3 separate regions of the Mus musculus genome follow, and all the other regions are linked to region 3. A link is a loop called in an ENCODE intact Hi-C map of the cell type or tissue named here. Cell type or tissue: left cerebral cortex. All regions are shown on one strand. Each heading gives the region's core, and the rest is flanking DNA. Links, peaks and the distances in the headings are about the cores only. Region 1 has its middle 3.6 kb from the start of Khdrbs3. Region 2 overlaps Khdrbs3 (KH domain containing, RNA binding, signal transduction associated 3). Region 3 holds the start of Zfat (zinc finger and AT hook domain containing).

What was found. Hi-C counts contacts between places; a loop is a spot of excess contacts. Peaks named below come from ENCODE experiments on the same cell type or tissue, not always from the same donor. Only the 100,000 strongest peaks of a DNase experiment are listed, where the experiment ranks them.
Region 1: it touches region 3 in a loop (5-fold over the local background); 3 of 42 quality-filtered maps call a loop at or near these places.
Region 2: it touches region 3 in a loop (4-fold over the local background); 3 of 42 quality-filtered maps call a loop at or near these places.

Annotation. Positions count from the first base shown.
Region 1 is chr15:68,921,481-68,928,170 of GRCm38, forward strand. No RefSeq gene overlaps it. Among named protein-coding and RNA genes, the nearest start is that of Khdrbs3, 3.6 kb to the right of the region's middle. In left cerebral cortex, for the core only: a CTCF peak has its summit at 2,805; DNase peaks (open chromatin) are centred at 2,151, 2,828, 3,522, 4,063 and 3 more places; H3K27ac peaks cover 558 bases.
Region 2 is chr15:68,933,738-68,940,427 of GRCm38, forward strand. All of the region lies in intron 1 of Khdrbs3 (KH domain containing, RNA binding, signal transduction associated 3), which reads left to right. Among named protein-coding and RNA genes, the nearest start is that of Khdrbs3, 8.7 kb to the left of the region's middle. In left cerebral cortex, for the core only: CTCF peaks have their summits at 3,702 (motif pointing right) and 4,986; DNase peaks (open chromatin) are centred at 2,943 and 3,686; H3K4me3 peaks cover 2,570 bases; H3K27ac peaks cover 314 bases.
Region 3 is chr15:68,254,617-68,261,306 of GRCm38, forward strand. Zfat (zinc finger and AT hook domain containing) reads right to left here and starts at 4,240. Exons shown (of 16, transcript NM_001145888.1): 1 at 4,052-4,240. The coding sequence starts at 4,070. In left cerebral cortex, for the core only: CTCF peaks have their summits at 1,853 (motif pointing right) and 3,762; DNase peaks (open chromatin) are centred at 3,932, 4,323 and 4,991; H3K4me3 peaks cover 2,200 bases; H3K27ac peaks cover 2,319 bases.

The DNA of each region.
Region 1 (6,690 bases), core at 524-5,523, 670 kb after region 3:
TGGAATCTCAAAAAAGCACTACACCTGTTGAAGCCGCCTCCTGCAAACATGGACGCTTACTGAGGTATGCCTCTTTAATGACACTTCATAGGGCATCAGGGGAGCATCTCATCAGCAGAAAGGGATGAGCAGTGCTAACCGTTTTCCTCCTTGGCTCTTCATCAATTCTAATTCCTGTCTTGGATGAGGTCATGATGCCCAAAGTGGAAGGGGATCAAATTTGTCAGGCCTAGGATGGTGAAGGGAAGGAACTTAGCACATCAATAGCATCTTGTAGCCACCACCCCAGTTGTACACAATATACTTTGGAACTTTGTGAAGAGTGAGACAAAGCACATTTATTTGGTTAGGTACTGACAGCAGGGCTTTGATTCTAGATCACATCCTGTCACACTGTACTGTCCAATGTCACAGCCATTGTCCACACATACATGGCTAATTAACACATGAATGGGTGTTGTTAGTAGTAAACAATTACTGATAATGCTATTCAATCAATTGAATTTAAAATTTAAAATAGTGTAGACCATGCTCCCATAAATGACAACTTTGTATTTTTTGTTAGTCATTGAAAATATTTGAATGTAATTATGAAGTGCTATGGATGCAAAATACTAGATTCTTGAGATATTACCAAAAAAGGCTGTTAAAGCTCACCAATATTTTTAGATTTTTGATAACAATATTGAAATACTTTTCGGATGTGCTGGGTTCAATAAATGGCTTCATTATTGTTTGTTTCTTTTCACATTGTTGACTTCCAGACAAGTTAAAGTTATATACACAGCACACAATACCCCTCCCTGCCATCATGGTACAGTGATGTTCTACTGAGATGTCATTTGTCATGTGCTCATGGCTCCTGGGGTCAGCACTTCACATTTATCTCATGAGGATCATAGAGTAACTTCTTGTAGGGAATTATCTTTCCTTCATTTTCCAAAAGAAGCCTGAAGAAGCTGCTTTACCCCACAGTCCCTGCCTGACAAGGAGGAGGCCGCTGTCTGTGCTTGGCTCTTTAGCAGGTGGCTTCAACCAGTATGTGCTCCTGGGAGCTCAGCATGTATAACTGTGCATAGATCATTAAGCTTTGTACATTGAAATGGTGATTGATTGCAGACAAGTCTCCAGTAAGTGTAGCTAGAGAGACCAAGGAGGACCCACTGAAACGATAATATCAGCTAGAGGAATCTGGCATACTGCTGTATGCCAACCATCATCTGATGTAGAATGAAGTTGATTAAGGATGCCCTGCCTCCCTCCTCCATTAACAACAAACAGGGGTTTGGGAAGAATATATCAATGTAGGGGTGACAGCTCAGATGTGTGAAAGCTAGCAGTATGTTGTAGAGAAAGCAGAGAATGAAATGTTTGGTCACACATAGCTTCTCTTAAAGTTACTGTCAAGAAGTCTACTTTTGTTCTGAAATATTTTCTTTGGGAATTCAGTGTTCTTACATGAATATACAACTTCATGTCTGCTCTTTCTTACAAGCATTTTTGGTAAGCTTATCTCATCTTGCTTTAACTTCAGGAAAAAAATGACACTTTTAAAAAAATAGTTTATTTTCATTTTGATTACCTGTATATATGTACATCTCTGTGTTGGTATGTTCAGATGAGTGCAGGTGCCCATGGAGGTCACAAGAGGGATTCAGATGTACTGAAACTAGAGTTATAAGCATTTATAGGCCCCTGACTTGGGTGCTTGCAACAGACTTCAGGTCTCCTGCAAGAACTGCAAGTGTTCTTAATTCCTGAGCCATCTCTCTAGCCCCCAACACTGGTCATCTATCTGTACTGGACTTTAAAAATGTCATCACCTGACCAGCTTGCTGTGCATGTGTGAGTCTGATACTGCCAAAAAATATTTTATTTCTGATTATTTTACCAAACTCAAAATATGCAGTTTACTGAGCCCTCCTCTCCCCAAAAAACCCACCATGTAGACAAAATTGTTGTGTGTGTATCTTTATGCATCCTAACAGGAAACTGTGGGCTAGGAGATGGATGTGAATGTTTTTACTATCGTGGCAATAATGTTTTACATTTCAGCTGTGCTTTTCAAACTGTAGCATCTTACAAAGTGCCGGAGTGGGTGATAACTTGGTGCATTCCACCACCACATGCCACATTTTTAGAACAGTATGTGAAGGATACAGGGCAGCTCCCACATCAAGGAAACTAACAAAACCCATTTCCACCACGGCTAGATCAGAGAATGCATGGCAATTTCCATCCTGTCCTGGAACTCACGTTGTAGACTAGAACTACAGAAATCCTCCAATTCAGAAATCTGCCTGCCTCTGCCTCCCAAGTGCTGGGACTAAAGGCCTACGCCACCACACCGGCTGAGAACAATTGTTACTTGTTACACTTTCCAGGCTTAGAAATGGAGACAAAAGGATTTGGAATTACCATGGCCAGTAGGTGGGGTCAGATGGCTTTTCTGCACACACTTGGCTGTCACATTGAGGCCCCTGGACAGTGTTAATTCTTGTTCCTTTGTTGCTTCCTTTGCATGCCTACCTTTAAACACAGGAAGGCTTCCCCCGATGCTCCTTACTCTTGTTTTTCTTTGCATAACTCTTTTACTTTCTTTTGTTCTGCTCTCTCCCACTTTCTCGTTTTCTTTCCCCTACCTGCATTTCATTACCTTCTTCCCCTTTCATTTCCTTCACATTAGAATGTTCATTATTTTCCTTCTTAGGCTGACATGTCAGTCCTTGGAGTTCCTTTCAGTGGAGGCCAAAACCCAAGTGGCTGCCACACAGTTCGAACTTTTGAGGGAATGTGCTTCCGAATTTGGCCACGAGGGGGTGTGTGTGCAATAGCTGTGGCATCATCTTTGCTGAACAGGCGTTGACTGGGTAGCTTTGCTGCAGTAAAGAGAAACATGCAAGAGGACCTGGCCTTGCCATCCATCAGATTGAACGAGGACTTGCACGGAAAGCCTGTGAATACAGAGCAACAGGCTAGGTGTCTCTAGGTATGTGAGTGATTAAGCTGGAGGACATGATTCTCCTGTTTGTAGCCTGAGTGGAACAGAAATGATAGATTATCTGAGTGTACATATACGCATGTATGATCATGTGCATATGTGTTTCTCTTTGTGTACATATTATGTTCACGTGTATTCGAGGAAATGTATCTAATTCTCCTCCCAATGTCTGGACTGTTTCAACTTTCTTAGTCACACTTACTTGATGTTTGAGTTTCCTTCTGGCTGTCTTCTGCATTGAGTAGGGGCCTCGTGGAGTCACTCCTGATCTGTGGATGTGCTCTGAACATTGTGACTCCTGCCTTCCAAAGTGTCTCCTTTCCTTCCAGGGTTGCTTTCTACCCTTCCAGCCACACAGTCTAAGCTTGTGTAACCTGTTTTCTATGGCAAAAACTGGAGTCAGAGCCCAGAGTGGATCTTCTTGGTGTCTTTTGCTGTAACATGCTCATGATGGATTTCTAGGTGAGGCTATGCCATCTTTTGGTGTCCCCCTTACATAACAAAGCCACTGTCTCGAAGATTGGAGTAACAGTGATGTTAGAGAATTTATTTTTAAGGAGTGATCCCTGAATACATGACTGCTTGCATTGACCTGACTGCTCAACCAGACGCTGGGCTAAGGAGCTGAGAAGGCTCCAAGGACACAGAAGACAAAGACTCAGTGTGGTGAGCATGAACAAGAGCATAAATAACACTGGTGTAGAGAGAAGGAGGAGTCAGAAAGCATTAATGCTGTGTCTATGTGGAGGTTAGTGAGGTATAAATCTTAACTGACCCTTTCCCGGTGCTCAGAGATAATGCTTGCTGGGGAAAGATTGGTAGCTAGTAAGTAAGGGATATGGGGGCCAGAATGAGATTTGAACTTTTCCACTCATGAGAATGTAACATAGGGCTCATATCTCTTACACATTCAAAGGGAAGTTTGTAATGTGGGTAGCAATCCTTATATAGAAGAAAACTAGCTCACAGACACTGGCTGTGATTGGAGCATGCCCTGATGGTGTCAGGCACAGCAGCAGTGTGTGTGATTCACTGGAGCTGATGTCAGAGGCCAAGGGTCTGTCTCTCCCTGGGAAAGAAGGCCTGGAAGTCGGCGGAGATTATAAAATGACAACTATCCCTCTGGGGTTGCAGAGACTTGGCTGTGCTCCTTCTGGTAGCCTGGAATGATGGGTAACAGTGGCTTGGGAGATACTCCTTGCATCTCTGGGACTGAGAGTCAAGACAATGACTTGGAAAGGTAGTTATGTTCCCTTATGCCAGCTGAGGGACTCCATGGAGTGTGGACAGGAGATGTAAAGCCTTGTGTAAAGCCAACAGTGCCCTTGTGCCCTTGTCCAGAGGTGCCATTGGAGAAGACATCTTTTGCTTCTAAATCCAGAGCAGTCTCAGTCCACAGGAAGTGCTTGGCCAGAGCAGGGTATTCTAGAGAGATCTCTGGCCTAGAATCCCAAAGGCTTGAATTTATATCACTGCCGGCTGATGTCTGCAGGGGAGCTATTACTTTCTCCAAGACCCATCACCCATGGGATGGTAACTTCATGAAGAACAGCAGAGTAGCCAGCAAAACATGGAGGTGGTGCCCTGCCCTGGATCTTATGGTCCAGCCAGACTGGTGGGTGGGGACGATTTTCTGAGCCTCTTACAGGAACATCAGTCTTCTCCCCTAGAGGACCCAGCATGAGCACTCACAGGGCTGGGCACCTGCCCACTTGGAGAGTTCTGTGAGGAGGAGGGTCCAGAGCAGGCGCGTTAGCATCTCTGTTGTAGGCCTCATGGTACACAGTCCTCCTCCCCAGCTGCTGGCGGGACATCTCTGCCAAAAGCACCACTGGAGGAGGGACAGAGATCTAATCAGGCTCAGATCACTACCCGGGAAAGGGTTAGGTGTGGGAAGGGTTCAGACTAGGAGGGCCTGGAATCTCAGCTTGCCAGTGGTGGCACAGTTGGCAAAGTATAAAATTCCTCAGCCTTGGAGATTTCTTGATGAGTAAATGGTGATAAACTGAATCTTTCCTGCAGGTATCAAGAGGACGATGTATAAAGCTGCCAGAGCAGCTTGGCACTTAGTAAATGCTCATAATAAAGATAATTAGTAAATGCTTAATAAAGATAATTAGTAACTGCTTAATAAAGATACTCATCAGTGAAAGTTTAGACTACTACCGAGGCAGAAAATGGAAGACACGGGGCAGGGAGCGCTGTTTCACCAGGCACTCTGCCTGCCTCTTCTCCTCAGTAGTGTTTGTCAGAGGATCCCTGGAATTCAAGTCTAGGGAGACTAGAGCAAGAGGCATGTGCTTCTATTTAGATGTAAAGGGAGAAAAACCTTCCCTTAAGAACTCCCCAACTGCCTCACATCTGGCCCCCCAAGAACTATGTTATGTCAGGGACTGCTGACATAACATAGTTCTTGGGGGGCCAGATGTGAGGCTCAGACTTGGGCCACACTGCATGGCCAGACCGGCATGGGGCTCAGGGTCAGAAGCAGGATCTACCCTTATGAGCTTGCTCTGCTGGGGTTGTGCTCTGTCTTCAGCATCAAGGAGCACACAGATGGTGTTGCCTGCTGCCTTTCGAAGCTTCTGCCTCAGAAAGCAGCCATGCGAGGGAGACTGCCACAGAACAGTCTGGCTTTCATTTTGTGCCTGGTGATTGTGAAATAGTACATCCTTATGAGGTTCCTAAGAAATAATCTTTTCTCATCTCCATAGGATAGATGAAGAGACTGAGGCACAAATGACCTAAGTTTGCTAAAAGGTCAGAACTAGTTAACCACTGTATTTTACTGCCACTTGCCAGTTCTGACTAAAGAGAGACAAGGGGGAGGTTGTTGTCGGGGACGCTACAGTAGTACCTAACCTGCAACCAAGTCCACACAAGGCTGGAAAAGGGATCAGGTGCTTGGGGGATTCCTTCAGCACACTGTTCTGGCGCTCTCTCCACATCCGTCCCTGACAACAGGTGTTAGAGACCTCTCCCTCAGACAAAATTTGCTGTTCCCCAAGATAGCCCTAGGCTAGTGAAAGCGGAGTTGTAGTTCTGTGAAGGGCTTTAGAGTACAGGGAGAGGAAAAAAACGAAGCAATTAAGGTTTTTCTAGGGAAGTCTTGAGCACTGTCAAGGGACTCTGGTTATCGAGGTTGGGGTTATGATATCCTCTGAACAGGGACTCAGGAGTCCTTGGTCTAGTGTGAGACATTTATTCCACACACCTCAGAGGATCTAAAAGGAGCCTAGGAGAGCATTTGCTGGGGTCTGGTTGCCTGTCGGAGGGCGACAGAAGACATCACCACCATGCGTGGTGTGGTAGGTTCCCTACTGGAGACAGTTTAGAGAGACTCATTCATCCACGTCCAGACACCACCATATAAGGAGAAGGGCAACACGGAGCAAGTCTCGGAAGACAAAGACAGTCTGAAGGGCAGGCGCTTTTATGTAACCGACTTCTGCGCCAAGGGTCTCAGGAGGCTGGCGTTTTAAGTCCTGCCCGGCGGTATTTTCGTACAAATAGCAGCGGACAGCAAAGCGACCTAAGTTGGGCAAGTTCGTGGTGCTTTGGCAAACCAGGAGTCTGGTCGCACTGCCTGTTCCCAGAGCCTGGCAGTATGAACCTGGGCTCCAAAGGCTCTGCCCTTGTCCCTTCTGGCTAGGACGGGTGACCTTGGACGCGCCACTTGACCCATGAGC
Region 2 (6,690 bases), core at 925-5,924, 680 kb after region 3:
ACACATCACTGAGGAAGGAGGGGAAGCTCCAAGTGAAATGTGCGGTGAAAGCCAGCAGGAGAGCAGGAGAGCAGGAGAGCTTGCCAGGATTCTGAGTGTGGAGGAACAGTAGGGATCTTTCTCAGGAGATAATGAGAAGATGTTGTCAGATCTGCTCAGAATCAGATGTTTATTTACTTTTTTTCTTTCCTGAGGAACTTGTTAAGCCAGTGCACTCCACTGCAATCAGCCTTCCTTCTGAAGTTCATAATGGGATTTTTTTTTTTTTTAATTTTGGAAGTAGAGTCAAACTAGAATCGTTAGAATCCTGAAAGCTCATGGCACATAGCATATACATCTCCTTACCTGAAGGAGTTAATTTGCAGTTCCAGGCACCAGCCAGAAATTTTCCTCCCTCCCTCCCTCCCTCCCTCCCTCCCTCCCTCCCTCCCTCCCTCCCTCCCTCCCTTCCTCCCTCCCTCCCTCCCTTTCTTTTTTTCCTTTTTCTATTTTTAGACAGGGTTTTACTATGTAACCATGGCTGGCCTAGAACTTACAATGTAGACCAGGCTGGTCTGGAATTCGAGTTTATAGAGATCCTCCTGTCTGGCTGCCTGACTTCCTGAGTGCTAGGATTAAAAGTGTATACCACTGAGGACATGCTTAGCCAGAAATGGGAAGTCAGAGGAACAACTGAACTGCCCTGAAGCTGTGCCAGCTTCAACTTGGGTATCACCAGACCCCTTTGCCACTTGTCATCTGTCTGACTGAAGAAGGGAGAGAGAAAGGCATACATGTTTACTAAAACAGGAAGCGAGGTGTTTTTCTCTCTGGGACAGCACTTATGAATGGTTAAAATACAAGCAAGCGGGTAGAGGGCCTCTTTAGTGCCAGGTGCTTCCAGTGCGTTCTCTCTGACCCATTCAGGATCTTGCAAGGTCTGTAGTTTTATCCTTGTCCTGCCATCGTGTCTGTGTGTGTGTGTGTCTGTGTGTGTGTGTCTGTGTGTGTGTGTGTGTGTGTGTGTGTGTGTGTGTGTGTGTGTGTGGTTTCCCCAGTGAGGCATCTCTGGCTCCAAAATGGAAAGGAGGCAGAGCTTAGAGAGTCAGGCCTGGAACTTCAATTCTTTAGTGCTTAGAAAGGATCTGTTAAGAATAGGGAACAAAATACCCATGAAAGGAGTTACAGAGACAAAGTTTGGAGCTAAGACGAAAGGATGGACTATCCAGAGACTACCCCACCCGGGGATCCATCCCATAATCAGCCACCAAACCCAGACACTGTTGCATATGCCAGAAAAATTTTGCTGAAAGGACCCTGGTATAGCTGTCTTGTATGAGGCTATGCCAGTGCCTGGCAAATACAGAAGTGGATGCTCACAGTCAGCTATTGGATGGAACACAGGGCCCCCAATGGGGAAGCTAGAGAAAGCACCCAAGGAGCTGAAGGGATCTGCAACCCTATAGGTGGAACAACAATATGAACTAACTAGTACCCCCAGAGCTCATATCTCTAGCTTCATATGTAGCAGAAGATGGCCTAGTCGGCCATCACTGGAAGAGAGGCCCCTTGGTCTTGCAAACTTTATATGCCCCAGTACAGAGGAACGCCAGGGCCAAGAAGCAGGAGTGGGTGGGTAGGGGAGCAGGGCGGGGGGGAGGGGGGTATAGGGAACTTTCCGGATAGCATTTGAAATGTAAATAAAGAAAATGTCTAATAATAAAAAAAGAAAGGATGTAAAAGGCTGTTACTCAGTGTTGTTTTTAAATAAAAGTTTGATTATGGTAGAAGCCCACTAGGAATTTCCGTTAGTGATGATGAATTTTTTAAAAGAGGTGTCTGAAAATGTGCTTTAACAGAAAGGCCACCCACTGTGTCCTGAGCTTTCCAGCTACACTAGCATGAGCCTTGGTGGGTGTTCAAGGTGAGGAGTCTTACTTATGTATGCATCCCGAGAGTCAGAGAAAGCGGGCAACGTGGCCTAGAAAGTGTGCTACTGAAACCTTCTCTCAGGGCCTGCTGTGTGAAAGAGCCTGTAGAACCTGCAGACAGAGCTCTTTGTTTTTAATTCTTGGTCACCAAGGAATCAACTGGTTCAGAGTGTATTAGATTCTTACTTAGTTTCTGGTATAATGAGAAAGTCCCTATCCTTCAAAGCCAGGTTCAAAAGGAAGAAAGGGAAGGAAGGCAAGGAAGGAGGGAGTGAGCGAGGGAGGGAATGAGGGAATGCTAACGCACAAGGTTATATTTCCACAATCAATAGCCTTGGCTTTCTTGAAGGGAGCATATTTAAACATATATGACTTGAAATTACTATTGTTGAAGCTGCTGCTTATCCAGGGCCCTTTCTCATTTTCATGATTTATGTATATTGTTTCATTTAATTCTTCTAACATTGTTAAAAGAATATACCATGCCCAGCAGTCCTGGTACACACCTTTGATCCCCACACTCAGGAGGCAGAGGCAGGTAGATCTCTAACTTTGAGGCCAGCCTGGTCTACAGAGTGAGTTCCAGGACAGCCAGAGCTGCACAGAGAAACCCATCTCAATGAAAAAAGAAAAGAAAAAAATGAGGAAGGAAAAGAAAAGAGAAGGGAAGGGAAGGGAAGGGAAGGGAAGGGAAGGGAAAGAAAGAATAGCTCATTTTACAGATGAGAAAACTGATTAGGAGAGTCAGCTAATTAATCAAGGTCACTCTGCCTTGTGCTTTGGAGCCTGGGGTAGTGTGCAAGCAGGCACTGCGACTGCTCTAACTATAGAGCTTAATTAACTGCAAAGCCTTGCACCAGTGATCTGCTGAGCAGAAGAGGTTCCACGTGCTATAGAGGGGCAGACTGTGCCTACCGCCAGTGTGGAGACTGGTGGATGGCATTTCCTTAGGGAGTAGCCATACCCAACCAACAAAGACCAAATGGTGCAGAAAGAATTCTCTGATTATGCAAGGTGACACCCTTCAGATTTGTCCAATTGCTTAACTCCTCAGACACTCAATTTGCCCATTCACAAGTTGAGGACCCAATGCTCTGTTAGTATGATTGGTGGTTCACACACATGTAATATAGAACACACAATAGGTTCTAAAGTATTACTGCCTGCTGTTGTGGACTGTCCCGAGACAGGTGTGTGAGTACTGGTGTCACTTGGCAAACACACTGTGTCTAGTGACCACACACAGATCCTAGCATTATTATGCATGATAATCTTCTGATATGAGGGTGATCTGAGTTTTCCAGCCCTGGAAGTTCTGGCTTAGGAAGCCCCTTTAATTCCATCAGAACCAGCAGCCCTGGTTTTATTTCATTACGCTAGTCAGGGCACAGCACCCTAAGCCTAAATTTAACAAATGAAGTTCCATAAACCTTTTTTTGACCACAGCTTAGAGCGTGTCTGGACACTGCAGCACAAGAGAGCTTGCTCTGAGCTGGGAGGCTGTAAATTTCCATGATTTTCACCAATCGGCTTCTGCTGCTATTTTAAGAGTCTTAATGGTGTTCTGGCATCTTACTGGTGCTCTTCTTTGGCGTGGTAAAGGGCATGGATGTGGGCGAGCAACGTCTTTGATCTCTCCCTTCAGCATAAATCCTACACTTGGGGGTCACTACTGGTTCCAGGTCCCATTGAGAAATTAGAGGGAGTGGGGAGGGGCAGTTTTCATTCTCATTTTCACAGTGGTGTTCTTCTGATCATAATACATAGCTGTGCTCTGCTTTTCTTCCACTAGATGGCGCTCCACATAGCTGAAGATCCTCTTCTGCCCACCTAGCTTAACTCCTGAACTGAAATTAGCACTGATGCACACGCTTGCCTTTCTTTGGGGTTTCATGCATTTCTACTATTTTTTTCCTTCAAATTTAGTCTACTTTTGCCGTCATTTCAGGACACAGAGGCATGTTTTTGTCTAGTTGCTCATGCTTCTGAGTTCCTAAGGGGTGCTGTGCACAGTTGCTAGCTTGCTCTTCACATAGTTCATTTAGTCCTGGTACTACTATGTGAAACGAATTTTGTTCATCTCATTTTACAGATAAAGTAATGGCGGTCACAGGATCAGTTAACTGTTTGAGTCTAGAGAAGGCTCTGTGACCTAATGAAAGACTCTACAAACGCTAGATTGACCACTCTGAGCTAACTAGGATGGTCTGGCTTGTGGCTATGGGCCATTGTGGTCTGTTCCTTCAAAGTGGAATTACAGTTCTCAGAGTTAGTTTGCATTGGGGCATGCATATCAAAGTCTGAGATACACAGCAAGCAACAGTAAGAAAGGTTTGTCAGCTGGTGTGGGGTTTTCTGCCTATTCATGCCTTTTGCTGCTATTGACAAGAGTGAGTTAGAGGGCCTGCCTGTGCCAGGGACAGAGCCACAGGAGGGTTTTAGAAAAACAAACATGCCTCTCTTTTAAGGTGATTTTTTTTAACAGTGCTGAATACTGGATCACTATATCTAGTGACTATAAGAATTCCAAAAATTGATTATCATCAATTAAAATAGTATGTCTTGACATATTTTGAACTACTAAATTGAACTGGGAATATTTAATTCTACTAAACTGAACTGGAACGGTTCTGCCTCTGTTGAGCTCATTTGGTGTCACTGAGACGAAGTGACGGTGCTATCTAACGTGAGGTCTTCCCGTGGTCTTCGCTGCTCCTCCTGTTTTATCTGTGTTTCAGACCCCAGCTCTTTCCCGTTGACCAGTGCAGAATGAATGGTTATAACTGCTTTCTGTGGGAACGGGACTGGATTTTCTTACTGCTCTCGCTTCTTTGTCTCTTCCTTTCAGTCCAGTTGTGCCCAGAGAGCATAAACAGAAGTTAACCACTTAGAAAAATCCCTTGCCTTAGCTCCTACACTGTGTGCAAGCAAGCTAGTTAGCTGAAATAAATGATCCTGGGGTCGGACTCAGTCTATTTTGCAGAACAGGATAGTTAAGTTTTGTGTCAGCATAGTTGGGCTCATGTCTTAGCACTGCCTTTGATGTGTTGTGGTTGTGGCTCAACTCTTCTCCGCCTCAGCCCCCTGTCTGCAAATGGTGATTAAACAGGTTCCGGCGCTCTGGAGTGTTTGTAGCGCCGCTGTGTGATGCTTGTGCGAGGCTCCCTGGCAGGCTGGGTGTGTAGAGAACATAGAGCAAAAACTGCTGCTGCTGTTGTCCTTGCTGTCGCCTTCATTATTGTTTTTAACAAGTAAGTAATCCTCTCAATGATTTCATTTATTTCTTTTGTGTGTGTTTGCATGTGTGACTATAGAATCCATGGGAGGGCATCAAATCTCTTGAAGCTGGTGTAGTGAGCTGCCCAGTGTCGGTGCTGGGAACACAACTCAAGGTTCTTAGCAGGAATAGCGAGAGCGTGCAACCACAGAGCCGTCTCCGGCCTCCTTTCTCTCCTTCCCCCTACATCTTGTCGAATTTTTGGGACCCAGTCTGGGAGGTAAACATTGCTAAGGAACTGTTGCAGAGTGGGTTATATGCTGTGAAGCTCATTCCACTTTTCTCAGGACTGGGTGGCTTTCTTGTTAACGAGGTATGAACCGGATGCTGAGTAGGGTAAGGTCAGTGGCCTGGTGCTGGCAGCATTCAGGCAACTTTGACTTTTCTGTTGTTCCTTATCTTCATGTTCCCTCCTCTAACGCTGTCTTGTAGTTACCTATCTGTCTCTCCTTCCTCCAACTTTCAAAATACATTTTCCCCTATACAGATTTGTTCTGAAATAGTTTTCCACTTACACAGAAGTAAACGGATAGTGCTAAGACTCTTGTTTCACTATCTCCGTGAACTCACCAGTTAGGATTGGCTGTGGTGTCCTACACATGGCGTTGCCCTTTTAGTGTTTATCATCTCTGCATACTTTCTAACTGGAAACGCCTTTTCTTGTAGGCTGTGGAAGCTCACATTTGATGCTGGCCTCTCACTCAATTCCTTACCTGTCTCTGCCACTTGTTCCAATTTTGCCCTGAGGGGTCCAGGTCCAGAGCAACACACAGTGCGTCCAGCTGCCAGGTTTCCAGTGTTTTAATGGAGACAGCCCTTGTCCAGCTGCCAGGTTTCTAGTGTTTTAATGGAGACAGCCCTCTGCCTTCCCCTGCCTCTGAGGACATACCAGTGTTCATGGAAGAGTCTCTGTAACTTTGGGCTCTCTGATTCTCTTGTACTGTTGAGGAGGAGGCAGTACATTCTCTGCACCTGAGAGCACGTGGCCAGGGGCTTCACAGCACCGGTGAGCAGGTTGGTGACTGGTTGAAGTCATGCTGGTGTCTTCCTGAAAAGTAAATTCTCTCCTTTAGTAACACCTGGTGCTTTTCTTGGGCGCTAGTTTAAGACTGAATGTTCCTTTTTTTTTTTTTCAAAGTGTTCCTTACAGACTTTAGCACCCATTCATATTCTGAACAACGTGAAACGTGGCTGTGTGTGTGGTATTTATAAAATGGCAATTTCCTTACTCCTCTACTGCAGCTACATTCATCTATTGGCATTCTACTGAGAGGGGGCCTGTCTTTTGCCCTCCCTCTGCTCCTACTCCTTCCCCCTACCTTCCTTTGTTCAGTTTATCTCATTTATCTTGTCTAGTCATGGATTCTTTTAATCAAGGAGTTATGGACCTTTACGGTATAAACTGATGCTTACATTGTCCCATGTGTGCGTACTGGAAGCCCTTTGCCCTGTACCCTTGGTCCTTTTGATGGGATTATTACATGTGTGTATGACTAGTATGAT
Region 3 (6,690 bases), core at 1,066-6,065:
AGACTGGTGACAGAGCAGTGCCAGATACCACAAGCTCTCTATGCTCCTTGGCTCCAGGTCCCTCACCTCATTTTGGTGCCACATACCCCAAGCTCCCTTGTTGGGAACTAAAAAGAGGGCCCGGAGAAGAAGGGGAGGGGAAGCCCATACCCCACCAGAGTTTTACCTATTCTCTGGTCTTTCAGGGGTGGGAGGGCTGCTAGCTACCTTCCACTCATCCCTAGGTGGGCATTCAAGCCTCTGACCCACTCTTCAGGGGGTAGCCAAGGGGCAGCCCTACCTGGGGGATTCCCGGAGCTACTTTGCTAAAGCCACCAGGGTTATGGGAGAGAGGGATGAGGGAAGAGGTTCCCAACACCTGTGAGAGTGAGTGCAGCGAGAGTGAGTGCAGTGGATCTTGACTGGAGCACAGGAAGGCCTTCTAACAGGAGATTAGATTTCTCATTAGGAGAAAGCCTGTCCCATCCTCTAAGCGCAATGGGCCTTGATGACCAGAGACATTCTATGGTTTTAGAGCTGTATTATAGAAAGGCAGGGGGAAAGGGAGAAGGTAGAAAGGGGGTGGGGGGGGGGGAGAGAAGGCTAGAGAGAAAGAGAGTAAGAGGGAGAGAGAAGAGAGGAGAAGACAAAGAGAGAGGAAAGAGGGGGTGAGAGTGAGGGTTAAGAGAGGTAAGAGAGACAAATAAGAGAGTAAAAAGTAAGAGAGCAAGCAGGGGCTGAACAGCCCTTTTTATGGTCTTCACTGTTGCTAGGTAACTGGGGAGGAGTTTAGCCTGAAGGTCAGAAGCTTGGGTCATTGCCTATGTGACTTCTAACCATGCTTCTCTTGTGGGGGATGGGGGGGGGGAGTAACTTAGGCAGGGGCCAGAGTTCCAGGAGCATAAAGGAACACCTACAGTGTTTTGTAGGTGAATTATCACCATTTCTGGGGTTCAGACCTCAGCTCAACTGGAGACCAGCCTGTCTGTGCATCGCCCAATGCCCCACACTCCCTATGCTCTTTGGCTCCAGGTTCCTCTCCTTATGGTGAGACAATGTCACCTTCCTATCCAGAGGGCCTGCAGCTTTGTCCACTATCCTCTGAGGCAAGGTCCCCACCTACTCATCTGGTTTCTATCCAGACAGGCTGGAACACAAAGGCACCAGATTCCAGAGGTCAATACGTTGCAATGCCAGTTGACCTAGAGTTAAAGGAAGGAGAATATTCTAAACCAGTTGGCAGAGGGGCATCTGAACTTCCATGTTCATCAAAAAAGTAATAAGAGCCCAGGTGAAGAAGCACCCTAAGTGTCCATGAGCGGATGAAGAGAGCGTGCAATGTGAGCACAGAGAATGGCTCTGCCTTTGTAGATAGGCAGGTGGAGCTGAAGCAACAGACCTCACAGATGGAGAGAACAGAATGGGGTCTGAGAGAAAGGGAGGCAGGGCACGAGGCAAGCCTCTATTAGCAAAACTATGTTTTCACGTTCTGTATGATATTCTGCATGGCATAGTGAACAGAATAAATAATGTATTTTTCACTTCAAAAACCCACTAAAAGAGTACATTTCAAATGTTCTCACCTCAAGAAATGATGACAAAAAAAGGTGCCAGACTGGATTAACCTAATTATTCCCCATTGTGCTCATAAATTGCAGGGCTGTGAGTGCCACAAGCACAGGTATAACTATCAACTTACGATTTTCAAAACTTTAAAAAGAACAAAGACAATTCTGCTACTCAACTTCAAGGCCCTGTTTGACATCGGTGTGCCAAGCATTGTCTTTTCAGAAGCAAATTCATTTGTTTTTATATTTTATGTTTTTTTAATTGTTTATTTATTTACATGAGTACACTGTAGCTGTCTTCAGACACACCAGAAGAGGGCACTGGATCCCATTATAGATGGTTGTAAGCCACCATGTATATTTTATGTTTTTTAAGCCAACTTTGAATCTACAATATATGTTTTAAAATGTTCACTATTCCCCACTCCAAAGTTACTTTTTTCCCCTTCAGAACAAAAAAAAAAAAAAAAATCATAATCATGTGGGATGCTTCTTGGAAAATTCTGTCTCGGAAAAAAAAAAAATTATAACCAAACTTCACCCCACCTTTCCATCCACACACACTTCCCAAAGCAAATGCATGGTGACAGTGTGTTGTTATGAAAACCATCTGGAGTGCCACCAGTGTGAGCAAGGTAGAGGCACAACACATGGGCCTCAAGCACAAGGGTCACAGCCCCTGCCTCAGGAGCTCTCAGGAGCTCTCAGAGTCTCTCAGGAGCGGCTCTCTCCAGCAAAGCTGTGAACAGTGAGAGACTGCCTCTGAAGGGAGTACCTGCCCCTGGAAAGTTTGACACGCTGAAAGCTTAACAACCCCAACAGGTGACAAGGGACAAACCATTAGGCTAAATCCCCCTCTATTAAACTGACCCATCTTGATAGAGAGGTTTTCAGGGGCAGCATGCATGAGACATCTATAAAAGAAAATGAGAGGAGGAGAAACAGTGTAATCACCCAACTCTGACTAGGCCTGCTCTGAGCAGCCACTAGATTCTCCTTCAAGACAGCGATAGCTGAGAAGCTGTTGTGTACACTACAAGGTGGGAAAAGAAAGAAGCAGAAACCTTTGCACCCAAAGCAAAAGATACCATGAAAAAGAGACCAACACAGAACAGAGCTGGAACACACACAGAACAGAGCTGGAACTGGGGCAATGACCACCCAGCCTGTTTACCACCCAAAGCCGCCTTTCCAACACCAAAACGGGAAATTTCCCAGAAACGAGCTGACAGAAATACATTTTGTTCAAACTATGAGCCTTCTTCACTTGTCATGGCTGGAAAACAGAAAGATAACCTGTTTGGGGCTTGTTGTGTGTCCCTTTGACCTATAGCCACTCTGTAGCACCAACACTAATTTCACAGATCAAGTGATAGGTTCCAAAGCTAAAGGTGGAGAGTAGTGGAGGTAAGCCCCAGGAACGTGAGTTTTCTGTCCCCTGTATGGATGGACCCAGGCTCCAGCAGGAAACCACAGTGACGTGTACAAATGATCAGCAGCTCCTTCACTCAGTCATTCAATAGAAGGTCACCCCTACTAAGAGCCTGTCTGAATTCCAGGGGACAGTGACAAAGGCCAAGCAAACATATGGTTCACATTGTTTTCCAAGCCAGAAGTCCGATCTCTTTAAAGCTCCACTGTCAGGAATCTGGGCTCTCAACTTTTCTCTTCTTCAGTGAATGACCAACTAAGAACAACCAGGAGACACTGGCAGCGACCCTCGGAAGTCAGGGTCCAAGAGTCTAAATTGGTGTCAATCACAGGCTAGAGGTCACAAGCTTAAGGTTAAGGGGAGTCACCAGGGGTTAAGTGAAAAGTCTACCCTTCCAATGAGACCAGCTAAAGCAGCTTCTGGCTAGACAGTCTGAGGGCTGCCTGGAGGAAGTGGCCTGGAGCCACTTCGTTCAAGCGCACGAGGACAATGCCCTACAGCACTGGGCCAAAGACAGAAGGCAAATGACTACTTGCATGGGACAGGGTCACCCGTGATAAAGCCCATCTCTCTCATTGGCCGCTCCCTCTGAAGGTCACTAGAGAAGGCTGGACTTGAAGCACGTCCTGGCTAAGAACACGGGGTTGATCACTGGGAAGGGGAAGTCATCTACTTTACGAAACTGTTGACTAAGCAAGAAGCCAACTCAAAGCTCACACAAACAGCGGCAGGCAACGGGACTCGAACACCTATGCAGCCAGACGCCCGCGGATGGCCGCTGGCGGGCGCCCTGGCACCGCCCACAGCCCTGGAAACTGCTCCCCAGGCGCGCAGGGCGCTCCCCTCGCTTGCTCTCCACCGCCTCCCTTTTTTTTCTTTCCTGCGGCAGGATCAAGCCAGCTTCCAAACGTGGGCCGCAGAACGCTGCGACGTCGGCGCTCCGCCCGCCCGTGGATCCCTCCGCCGGCCCGAGTCTGCGCGCGGCCTCCCCACTGCACACCACGAGCGGTTTCCCGCGCGGCGCCGCGCCCCACCCCCACCCCGCCGCGCCCCAACCCCCATCCCCGCTCACCTGCCGTCCGCGTCTCCATGGCAACGCCCCCACGGCGGAGGAAAAAAAAAGCCTCGGGCTCTTCCCGGCTCCCTCCCGGGCTGAGCGAGAAAGTCGGACACCCTGAGGAAACTTCGCTCTTTATTTTGATTTTTTTAGGGAAAGAGCCGGAGAGGTTATGGCGAATCTGCGGCATCCAACATGGCGGATGGAGTCTTCGCCCTCCTCTCCCCGGGGATCCGACGCCTACGTAGCGACGTCGGTCGCGGGGAACCGCCCTCGGCACGCAAGGCACAGTGCGCATGCTCGCGGCTACCCTAGGTGCCGGCCTCTCGTCCCGGCGTTCTGCGCGCTGTTTTGGGCCACGCCCGGGGCGGGACGCTGTGATCCTGGGACGTGGGAGTCAGGACCCGGAATGTCCTGAATCCTCTTCCGTGCGGGGACGGCTGCGAGTGGGCAGGCTAGTGCGCCCCTTTGCATACTAGCTTTTCCGGGGCTCAGTTTCCCAAGTTGCCGGTCGGGTTGACTAGGTGTAGTTGGCCCAGGCAGGCTCTCCCAGGGTCCGGGACGAGCCGGGTTGGAAGTGACAGTGCCTCGCACATCTTTTTTTTTTTTTTTTTTTTTTTTTTTTTTGGAAGCTCAGTGACCACCTTTCCGTTTTTTATGTTAGGAGCTTAGAGCCCCCTCCGCACGCTGCAGGAAGCGTCTGTTCCACGTAACTTTGATAGAATATATTTCTACCGACATCGAAGTCCCTTATCCCTACCTATCTTGGTCAGCTTTTTAGCATTCGAAACTGGGAATGAGTTTTAGAGTTGGCCAATTAAGTATATATATAATAATAACAGTCGTACTTGTGCTGGTAAAGCTATCTTTTAGAAAGGTTTTTAAATTAGCCATTGTAAAAAAGTACTCCACACATACAGAAACAAGAGAAAAATGTTAAAAGAAGCAGGACGGAAATGACCGGCGTCTGGGCAGCCCTGGTTTGTTTTTACAGTGCTGGTGAAATGCTGAGTATAGTCCTTCTGTAGTGTTTAGCTTGGAGTGCTCCTCAGACAGCTCTAGGTTCCTCTCTCTTACCCCCACAGGTCGAGGTCATGTGTTTATTACTTCTTCACATTCAGTTGCGCATAACTGTTTGCTACCCCTTTCTGCCATGGACTGAGTTTGCCGAGCGGAGAGAGGGTCCTGTCACAAAGGCCCCTGGGTCTTTTAGTCTTTGCCTACCCATCACAGATTTCATAGTAATGCTACTGAACGACTGAATGAGCTCATTCATTTTGTTCACTTTTTTAAAAACAAAAACCAGAAACGTTGACGTGCCTTTGGGCAGTGAACCTTAAGATGACTGGTCTAATTCTTCATTCTTCTGTTTAGTACATATTTAAAAACATCTTTATTTCAGTGGGCAGGTGAGCAAAGGACAGGTGTTCAGGAAGGTTGTGTAGCTTTTTTGAGATCACATAGACAGTCCATGAAGTGTGTGGCCCCACCTTTCCACAACCCACCAGATGCCGGTAGACACAATGTGAGGAGAATCAGGAAGTTGTTGCTTCACCTCCACTAACTTCTGCCTCAGGGAGGGCTGCGTGGCAGGGGAACAGTAACATCTTTCATTTGAAAATGAACTAACCAGAATGCTGCATTGATGTGATTTCCTTTTTAGAACTCCAAATATTTACACTAATTTTCTGTCAGGACATGTGAGTTGTGCTGGTTGCTGACAATACTGGTTTTGTGCTGGGCTGCCTTTCTTAAAAAGCAGCACTGAAATACTATTGATTGATTAGCAGGTGGGTCGATTGCTCTTGAATGTTGTAGCCAAAATCAGTTTTGGAAATGAAGCTAGTTAACATATATCTCAAAACTCAATGGCTCCCAAACAGTAAAGCCAAATTTTTTTTAAGAAGAAGAAGAAGAAAAAAAAAAAAACTGACTGTAGATGTGGTCTTGAGGGGGTGAGGGGTGGCTGTGATTTTTCTCCACTATTCCTTCCTTAAATCTACTCATTTTTTCAAAAAAGACTTATTGCATATCTTTTCCCAGGCTGGTCCCAAGAAGGAGGAAATTAGTAAGGAAAGGGACGGAAGGCAGTTTTGTGAATGGAGACACCACAGTTGCTTCCTCACCTTCTTGTGTGGCTCACACTTTCAGATGGGGACATGAGTGTGCACTTAGAAGGCAGAGGCTAGCTTTCAGTCTTCTCTATTGTTGTGTACCTCATGTTTTGAGATAGGGCCTCTTGCTGAACCTGAAACTCATTGTCTGACTAGCCTGGCTGGCCAATGAACCCCTAGGATCCTCCTGTCTCGCTCAGCACTAAGATCACAAGCCCACCACACCTAGCGTTTTTTAGAAGGTGCCTAGAATCCAAACTTAGGCCCTCATGTTTGGGCAAAAGAGCTTTACCCCTGAGCCATCTCCTTAGCCCTGACTGACATTTTTAATCTTTACATTTCTAGATGCCTTCAGTTAAGAGAGAAGAACTAATGGAATGAAATGGAAATCACTGAGAAGTTCATAATGAATATTCTCATGCTTTATTGGTTCCTAGAGGAGCTCGGTCCCAGCTTGCCCACTAGTGGTAGTCCACCTATCAAGAGGGCTCAGGGAGGAATCCGTGTCCAAATCTATGGACATGACATGCTATTTAGTTA